Regions from separate parts of the Mus musculus genome. Here region 2 is linked to region 1. Evidence: chromatin loops called from intact Hi-C (ENCODE). Cell type or tissue: heart. All regions are shown on one strand.

The links. A loop is a pair of places that touch in the nucleus more often than their neighbours do. Peaks named below come from ENCODE experiments on the same cell type or tissue, not always from the same donor. Only the 100,000 strongest peaks of a DNase experiment are listed, where the experiment ranks them.
Region 2: a loop joins it to region 1, with 2.0 times the contacts of the local background. A loop is called at or near these places in 1 of 42 quality-filtered maps.

What each region holds. Positions count from the first base shown.
Region 1 is chr14:34,376,344-34,380,343 of GRCm38, forward strand. All of the region lies in intron 1 of Mmrn2 (multimerin 2), which reads left to right. Among named protein-coding and RNA genes, the nearest start is that of Mmrn2, 2.8 kb to the left of the region's middle. In heart, no CTCF peak of the experiment used is centred here; DNase peaks (open chromatin) are centred at 978, 2,358 and 2,718; H3K4me3 peaks cover 2,477 bases; H3K27ac peaks cover 2,937 bases.
Region 2 is chr14:34,500,698-34,504,697 of GRCm38, forward strand. It overlaps Bmpr1a (bone morphogenetic protein receptor, type 1A), which reads right to left and starts at 1,849. Exons shown (of 13, transcript NM_009758.4): 1 at 1,698-1,849. In heart, no CTCF peak of the experiment used is centred here; DNase peaks (open chromatin) are centred at 2,124 and 2,504; H3K4me3 peaks cover 3,205 bases; H3K27ac peaks cover 3,837 bases.

The sequences.
Region 1 (4,000 bases):
TCTGTCCCTCAGGGTTTGGAGTCTCATGTCTCGACATGTTCAAGGTGGCACGCAGATGCCACTTCCTGGGATAGCCTCTGGGGCTCCACTTTTCAGGTATTCTCCCCATTCCTCTCCCCTAGCAGCCTGATTCACAGTGGCGGGGCCTGAGGCTCACAGTGCTTGAGTCATCTACCCTGGGTCACAGGCACAGAGAGCTGGACCCTTGCTTTCATACCTAACTCTCAGAGTGGAAACTGTCGGATCTGTAGGGTAAACGGCCAACATCCCCCTCCTACCCCTACCACCCCCCCGCCCCAGCCTCCCCACTACATAGAAAAGGGACTGTAACAGAATTCCCAGACAAATCCCCTGGACCAGGTTTCTGTCTGCTTCTGACTCTTTTAGGGGAATAGCTGTTGGGAGCTTTCTGGAAAGCAGGCCTGGCCATGGAGAGGCTGCCTCGTGAGAGGACATATGTGCTGTTTCGTGAAGAAGGGGTGGGTCTGGTGGTGTAGGGAGAAAGGGGTGTCCTGTTCATCCCTAGTTTTACCACAGGCTCACAAACACAAGGCGACTGTTCACGGAGGCAGTCAGTCCTACCATCTACCTCTGACTTCAGGACCAGGGACCAACCCTCTCTCTTCCCTAGAGCCACCAGGAGCAGGTCCCAGTCTCCAAAGGAAAGATGGAGGAGCTTGAGGGGCCAGAAGGGAGGAGTCCTGGTCCTTGTTCTTCATTCCCCCTGGGTGTGGAGAAGGTCTGTTTGTTCCCTTAGCCCCTGGGATTAGAGGACCCTCCATCTTTCCCTAGGTGGAGTTGTGCCAGACTCTAGGGACTAGAGGGGTTTGTGCATAGTGAGCTGGGCTCAGGAATACCCAGGTCACCCAAGCTAGGGCTCCTGCCTTCCGGGGTTTCCTTTTCATATCCCAAGAAGCTTGGACCCCACCATCCAAGTTATTGAAGTATCTAGAGAGCCTGGTGGGAAAGGAAGGAAACACAGCAGCTTCCTGGGCTGACTGCTTCCCAAGTTCCTGTGACAGGAGGCGGAAGTGCTGCTCAGGTCCTTGGGCAGAAGGGGAAGGGGGTTGTGGGGGGATCCAGGCGCTGTGTTCCACTACTCCATCAACAGAGTGGGGGGCAGGGTTGGGGGAATGCAGCATCGGCATCAATCATTAAAGTCTCTGCTGTTAGAGCCAGGCCTCCTGCTTTCTATTTGGGCCCCCCAATTCCATAGGTCAGGGGCCAGGCAGGCTCTGGACTCACAGGGATAAGAGCTTTTGGAAGAACGGTAAAACAAAACAACTTGGTGCCTCCACACCCTGCGTGCCCAGGCTGCCAGGTCCCAGGGCAGAAGAGGGACCTGGTTAGCTGTTTCCCAAGCCCCTGGAGATCCTGCAGAGGCAGGGCCAGCAAACTAGCAAGGAGTACCTTGGTTCTTCCCAGCTCCTTTTTGTTTTTCAAGACAGGGTTTCTCTGTGTAGCCCTGGCTGTCCTGGAACTCACTCTGTAGACCAGGCTGGCCTCGAACTCAGAAATCCACCTGCTTCTGCCTCCCGAGTGCTGGGATTAAAGGCATGCGCCACCACCACCCGGCTCTTCCCAGCTCCTTGGTGGGGTTGTGTATAGAGAATATGGACTCTCCAGACCCAAGTCAGCTGCTCCAGAGAGGCTGGGTCTGTGGTAGAGGCCATGCTGAACCTGAAGAGATGGGCTGTCTTCTACTTTGATTCCATTCAGAGCCTCAGATCTCATAGTTGGAGCCTGGTGTTCTCTGTCCTGACCCACCCCCATGTAGAGTGTGATTTTATAACGTTACTCCCAGTAGCAGGCTCCACCTAATGGAAGGAACACTAGGGACTATCGTAGCTGCTAGCTCAAGGCCCAGAGCTGTTCAGCACATAGCTAGAGGACACACAGCAGCAGAGTGGAGCCAACACATATACTCTTGTGCCTGTTCTCGCTCTTGAGCACAGGGTTCTGGGTATAGGCAGAACCCCACAGACCAGTGCTGAGCCCTCTAGGCTCACGGTCAGGGAGTCCCAAACCCAAGCTGCCTGTTAGATGGGCTTTGGGCTTCCTGCGGAGACACAACACCACTCCACTACTCCTGGTTCAAGGAGGAGTACTTCCTTGGGCTGTCACATTAACAGCTAGATGCAGGCCTCAGAAAACATGGCTGCCAGACGGGGCAGCCTCCAGCTGAAAGGAACCTGAAGAGATGGGCTCTTTGGCCAGCAAAGACGCTCTTACAAAGGCAGCTTCACAGCCCAAGCACATCCATTATGTAGAAAGCACCAGCCCCTCCCTGCAACAGGCCCTGTCAGCCTCCCCACAACCCCCTTCTGTGTCTCCAGGGATTCGGCCTCTGCACATTTCCAGGAGTGGGAGGAGGGCCTGACTCAAGGTCACCAGAGTCCAGGAAGGAAAGGGGAGGAGAGTTTCAGGTTTCCCAGCTCCGGCTCAGGCTCAGCATCCCCTCCTGTGTGTGCCACACAGGGTTGGGGACAGACCCTACCTCACTTTTGACTGGCACCTTATCCTCTGCACAGCTTGCAGGTCTCCTCATGGGAGGTGCAGAAGAAGGAGCAGGCCTGAGGCAGGGCAGTGAGAACAATGGGGCACTTGAGCATGTCTAGCCCGAGGCACATGCCGAGGGCCCACCAGGAGCTGCCAAGAGCTGGAGGAAACCAAAGCAAAGGTTAGGAATTTTCCCAGGACTTCGAGGCTGCCTGCCTGTGCTATGTCAAGCACGGAGTTGCCAAGGAAGGGAAGAGCCAACAGCAGTGTGGCAGCTCAGAAGAGAAAGTTCCTGGGCAGGAAGGGTGGGCAGCATGGCTTTCAGGTCAGGAGCGAGAGCTGGAAAGTCCCGTCACTGCAAGCAGGCTGGATCAGGTCAGGGCATGTCAGGCACGCCAGCCCTCCTGGGCTCGTGAACAAGCTCCAAGGTGTAGGGCTTGTTTAGACTTGTTCTGAGGTAGTCTGGACTAGATAATTCCTTATTGTTGGAGTATGGTATCAGCCTTGTGCATCCCAGGACATTCTCTGGTCCATGACATTCTCCCTGTCTCTCTGTCCTGTGTGTGTGTGTGTGTGTGTGTGTGTGTGTGTGTGTGTGTGTGATTTCAGCTACACTGATGGGCCTACACACCCCTTGTCTCTGCCTCCCCAAATGCTGGGGAGTGCATGCTTCCATGCCTGGCTGACATGGATGCTGACAATGCAGACTCAAACTCTTTTTCTTTTTTTTTTTTTTTAAAGATTTATTTATTTAGTTTAAGTATATGAGTGCACTGTAGCTGTACTGATGGTTATGAACCATCATGTTGTTGCTGGGAATGAAGGTTGATCGCTCCAGCCTAAAGATTTATTTATTATCTAAGTACACTGTAACTGTCTTCAGACGCACCAGAAGAGCGAGTCAGATCTCATTATGTATGGTTGTGAGCCACCATGTGGTTGCTGGGATTTGAACTCAGAACCTGCTGCAGACTCAAGCTCTTGTTCTTCCCATCGAGCCACCTCCCTAGCCCCAATTGTGACATTTGCATAATTCCTATTATGTATTTGATTGTATTCACACCCTGTTGCCCTCTCCGCTGCTCTCCCTCCCTCCCTTGTCCTGTCATCTTCCTCCTCTTCTGTTTCTGTCTTCAGTTCCTCTTTGTTTTTAGGTCTTGGTTGTGCATATGAGGGATTTGTTTTCCTGAGTGTGGCTTATTCCCTCCCCCCATTTTTTTAAAGATTTATTTACTTATTATATGCGAGTACACTGTAGCTGTCTGTCTTCAGACGCTCCAGAAGAGGGTGTCATATCTCATTATGGATGGTTGTCCTCTCCAGACCAGCTCACTCTGGCCCAAAGATTTATTTATTTATTTTATGTACCATTACAGATGGTTGTGAGCCACCACGTGGTTACTGGGATTTGAACTCAAGACCTTTGGAAGAGCAGTCAGTGCTCTTAAGTGCTGAGCCATCTCTCCAACCTGGCTTATTTCCCTTAATAAGATGATCTCTA
Region 2 (4,000 bases), 120 kb after region 1:
TTTCTCTTTAGTGACTATTTATTACTTTTGTAAGAAAAAACTTCAAAATGTTAATATGATTTGAAAAGAAAATATAACAGCCTGAGAGAAGAGCAAAATTATAGAAAAGTTTTTGTAAACTATAAGATCCTAAGTACATGTGTACTTTTAAAAATCCAATACCAGCCTGGTCTACAGCCACTTGAAGGCCAGCCTGAGCTATGTATTGAAACTCTGTATCAACACAACAGGAACAACAACAACAAAAACAACAAGACAACAGAGAGGATAATTCATGCCCCAATCGGTAAGAAAAGGAAATGAATCAAAATGTTAACTAGTAAGTGGGAGGAGGTCCTCTAGAAGGAAAATAGAATGGAGAAGAAATCCAAACCAAAGATCAACCAGTGAACTCTTCACTCTTAAAAGGGTAGGGAGAAGGAAAGAAAGTTAAAAAGGTCTCCCCCTAGATTTGGGGGGGGGGGGGCGGCGGCGAGGATATAAAACAGAGTACAGGTTTAATTAAAAACCCATTCCAATTTTAAATCTGTTTTCCATAAACTCTGGGTTCCCAAGAAGTGTTCATAGTTTAGTTCTGACACTAAAAAAAAAACAAAAAAACAAAAACTAAGATAGTTTTGTTCAACATCTTTTAGTTCGAGAACAATGATAAGCATTAAATTACCTTTTATTTTATCTCGAAGTTTAATTTCCCCTCACGAGCAAACACAAGTCGGTTTACAACTGAAGCAACACAGGAGTTCGTGAATAACTAGACAACGCTCCTAGGTCTTTGCACAATTTTGCTTTAGTAAGAAGGCCATACTCTTGAATACGACGTCCCTGGGTTCAATCCCGGCTCACTTATCTAAGTTATTTAAACCTCTGCGTCTCGGTTTCCTCTTCTAAAGCAACAAAGAATACAATAACCAGGGTTATCTTAAGAAGTAAATGGCGTGACACCGGTGCTAAGTTCGTATCATGTAGTCAGAACGGTTTGTAAGCTGTTTAAAAGAGAAAGCCTGCAGCTCTTTAACCAAATGAAAAAGATCCACACCACGACTTACAAGTCACAAAAACGCCAGGCACGACTAACACACGGCGTTATTATTTTTCTTCCCTGCCGCGTTGGAGGTTTGGGATTTTTGGTTTTGGTTTTTTTTTTTTAATTTTTAATTTTCCTTTTCTTTGCCAGATCTTTCCGCTAGGAGTCTGAAACGGGGGTTGGGGGGATGTAACGCAACCCAGCACAAAGTTTTACGAAATCGAAGTGCAGAATCACAACAGACATGGCAGCGGAGGCCGCGCAGAACAACAGGTGAACCAACTCGCAGGGACGGAGGGGGAAACCCGGCGCCTTCCCGCAGCCAAGTTGGCGGGCGGGCCGAGCACTTCGCCCGGCCTCCGTCCCCGCACTGAACACGCTTCGTTCTCGTTCTCTAGCAGGGTCCCGAGACCCAGTCCCCGCAGCAGCCGCCGCGCAGCTCCGGAGCGGGAGCAGAGCACCGTTCCCATTTAAGGCTTCCAGAAGCGTCCCCGGAGTGGTGCGAAGGCGAACAAAAGGGCAAGCGCGGGCGGGCCGGGCCGCGGGGCCGGGGGGTCTCTCCCGCAGGCCCCGCGGAGGCGCGTCGCGGCCTCCCCTGCGCCGCCACCGTCGCCCCCAAACTTCGCCGGCCTCCCGCGGCGCACCCGCACTCCGTCGCCACCCGCCAACTCACCGGGATCCCGAGAAACTCATCCTCCGGCGCTCGGCGCGGGCGGGCACGGACAGCCGCGGGGCGGCGGGGCCCGGCTCGGCCTCCGCCCTCGGCGTGCAGCGGCCCGGGCCCGGTCGCCCCTCGCGCGGCCGTACAGTCGTCGTCTCGCGCGGGGCCGACGCGCGGGAGCTCGAGCCTCCCTCCCCGCCCTTCCCTCCTCCCTCCGCCCTCCTCCTCCTCCTCCTCCGCGCGGCGGGCAAGCAGATTCCAATCTCTGCCGCCTCAGCCGCGGAGGACGCTCGCTCGTTCGCGGGGCGGGGGAGGGGCAGCGGGGGAGGGGGGAGGGGCGGCTCGGGCGAGCAAGAGGCGCCGGCGCGCGCGCACTGGGAAGGGCCCGCCAGCTCTGCGCGCACCCGCGCCGGGGCGCCGGCCCCGCCCCGGACACGAACCGAGCCGAGAGCTCGGCGGAAGCGCCCGAAGGGCCCGTGGAGTTCGGCGCCCCTCTGCCGGGAAGGAGGCCCGGCCGCCGGCACGGGGGCGCCAGGTTTGCCGAGGGGAGGGGGTCGCCCCTCAGCGCACGCCGCCGCCGCCACCGCACGCGTGACGGAGGGGCCCACTGGGGCAAAGCTGCGTGAAGTGGACGATGCGGGCACACTCCTTCTAGAGCCGGAGCTCGGGCTCCACGGGAGAAGCGGCCCGGTGGCTCCGAGGGCACCGAGGCTCCCGGTGCGGGATCGGTTGCCCGTCTCGTAGTTGTGGTTGCAAAGAAAGATGTAAGGCACACTGCATTCATTACTCACCCCCTCCCTTCCCCGTCCCCCGGTGCTCTCTGGTTCTGGCCCGCCGGGAGGAACGTGGAGGTGCACGCGTTCTCCGGATCACGTAGCGAAAGCCTGGTTTCGGCCCGGGGGCCCCGCCGCTGGGGTGGCTTGTGATCCGCGGGCCTGCGAATTCCTCGGGCGTAAGATAAGGAGCGGCGAGAGCCGGCTGAACTGAAGTCAGCGGACTATAAATACGACTCTCAATCCACCTTTGGCTCAGCCGAGTGACCTCGGATACCCTCCCGAGGCTCTTTCCATCCTTTTAGAAAAATGCAAAGAACTGTCACTACCTCTTTTCTCCCTTTCCCCTCTCATTCGCCATGCAAAATGCCCTTAAAAGTATTCAGTGGCCTGTGGATGAAGAAGGAAAAGATAATCCCTTTTTAAACCAGTCGTTAAATATATAACCTCTTCCGTTTAAGTATTTCAACAAATATTTCGTATTCGTTCTGTTAATTCACTTTTCTGAGAAAACTATAAATCTCTTGGGAAATTGTTTAAAATAGACAGAAGAAAGAGTGAAGGAAGAAACTGTGCCAGGCACTTCATACTTGTGTATTTACACACATTCTGGCCTGGAGGGAAAAAGCAAAACAAAACTTAGATCCCACGGTATTCCCTCATATTCAGCTGAAAATATGTACAGTCCCTTATATTCTAGTTTTAACTAACTGTCCTTCGTGCCCCCTTTCTCCTCCGTCAGCTTTTGCCTTTAGGGCCATCAGTGCCTCCATTGTCTTTTGTTACATTTGAGTCACATTCTCTCGTCTTTTTTCTGAGCTGTCTGGGTCTTGAGTCATTGCAATATTCTCACTGCACTGAAGGAATAGTGTGATATCAGAGAGGTTTCTTGCATCCACTAAAAATGGTGACTTTTCTTTCCGGATATTTCTATATACCACCCCTCTTGAATTTGAAAAGAAAGAGCAGACCTTTTGTTCTAAGAGATTTGAACTCGTTGGCCAAAGGCCTTATGCCTATCCATGTGTTATGACAGAGAAGACCATGGCAAGTGAACCAAATGGTGTGACTTCTGCATCCTAATTTGATTTGCGGGCTAGAATCAGTCTGTGAAATAGACAAGAATCTCAGGTTGGAGCTTTAGTGTACCAAGACTGGAATACACACACTGGTGTTGCCTGATTTGAGTTACATGCTACTGAAATAAGAGCAAAGTGGGCACGGAGCTTTATTAAGTCATAGCTTTCTTCTCCACAAAAAAAAGATCCTTTTCAAGTGTTTGGGACTGTAGCTTGGCTTTCTCACGTTCTCCTTAAATCAACTCACCTAGTACCCAGACTTAACTCCTTAGCACATCACAGTCCACAGCCAAGTGAACTGGGCCAGGACATGGTTTGCTTTTGGGTTCCTGGCATGTATCAGCATGCCAGCCTGTTTCTCCGGTTTGCCTGCCCACTAAATGAACAGAGCCAGAAGCCCAAGGAGACATCTGGACACGTATGGTCTGGCCCCCAAAGTCAAAGGCAACACTTCAAGGTCCAA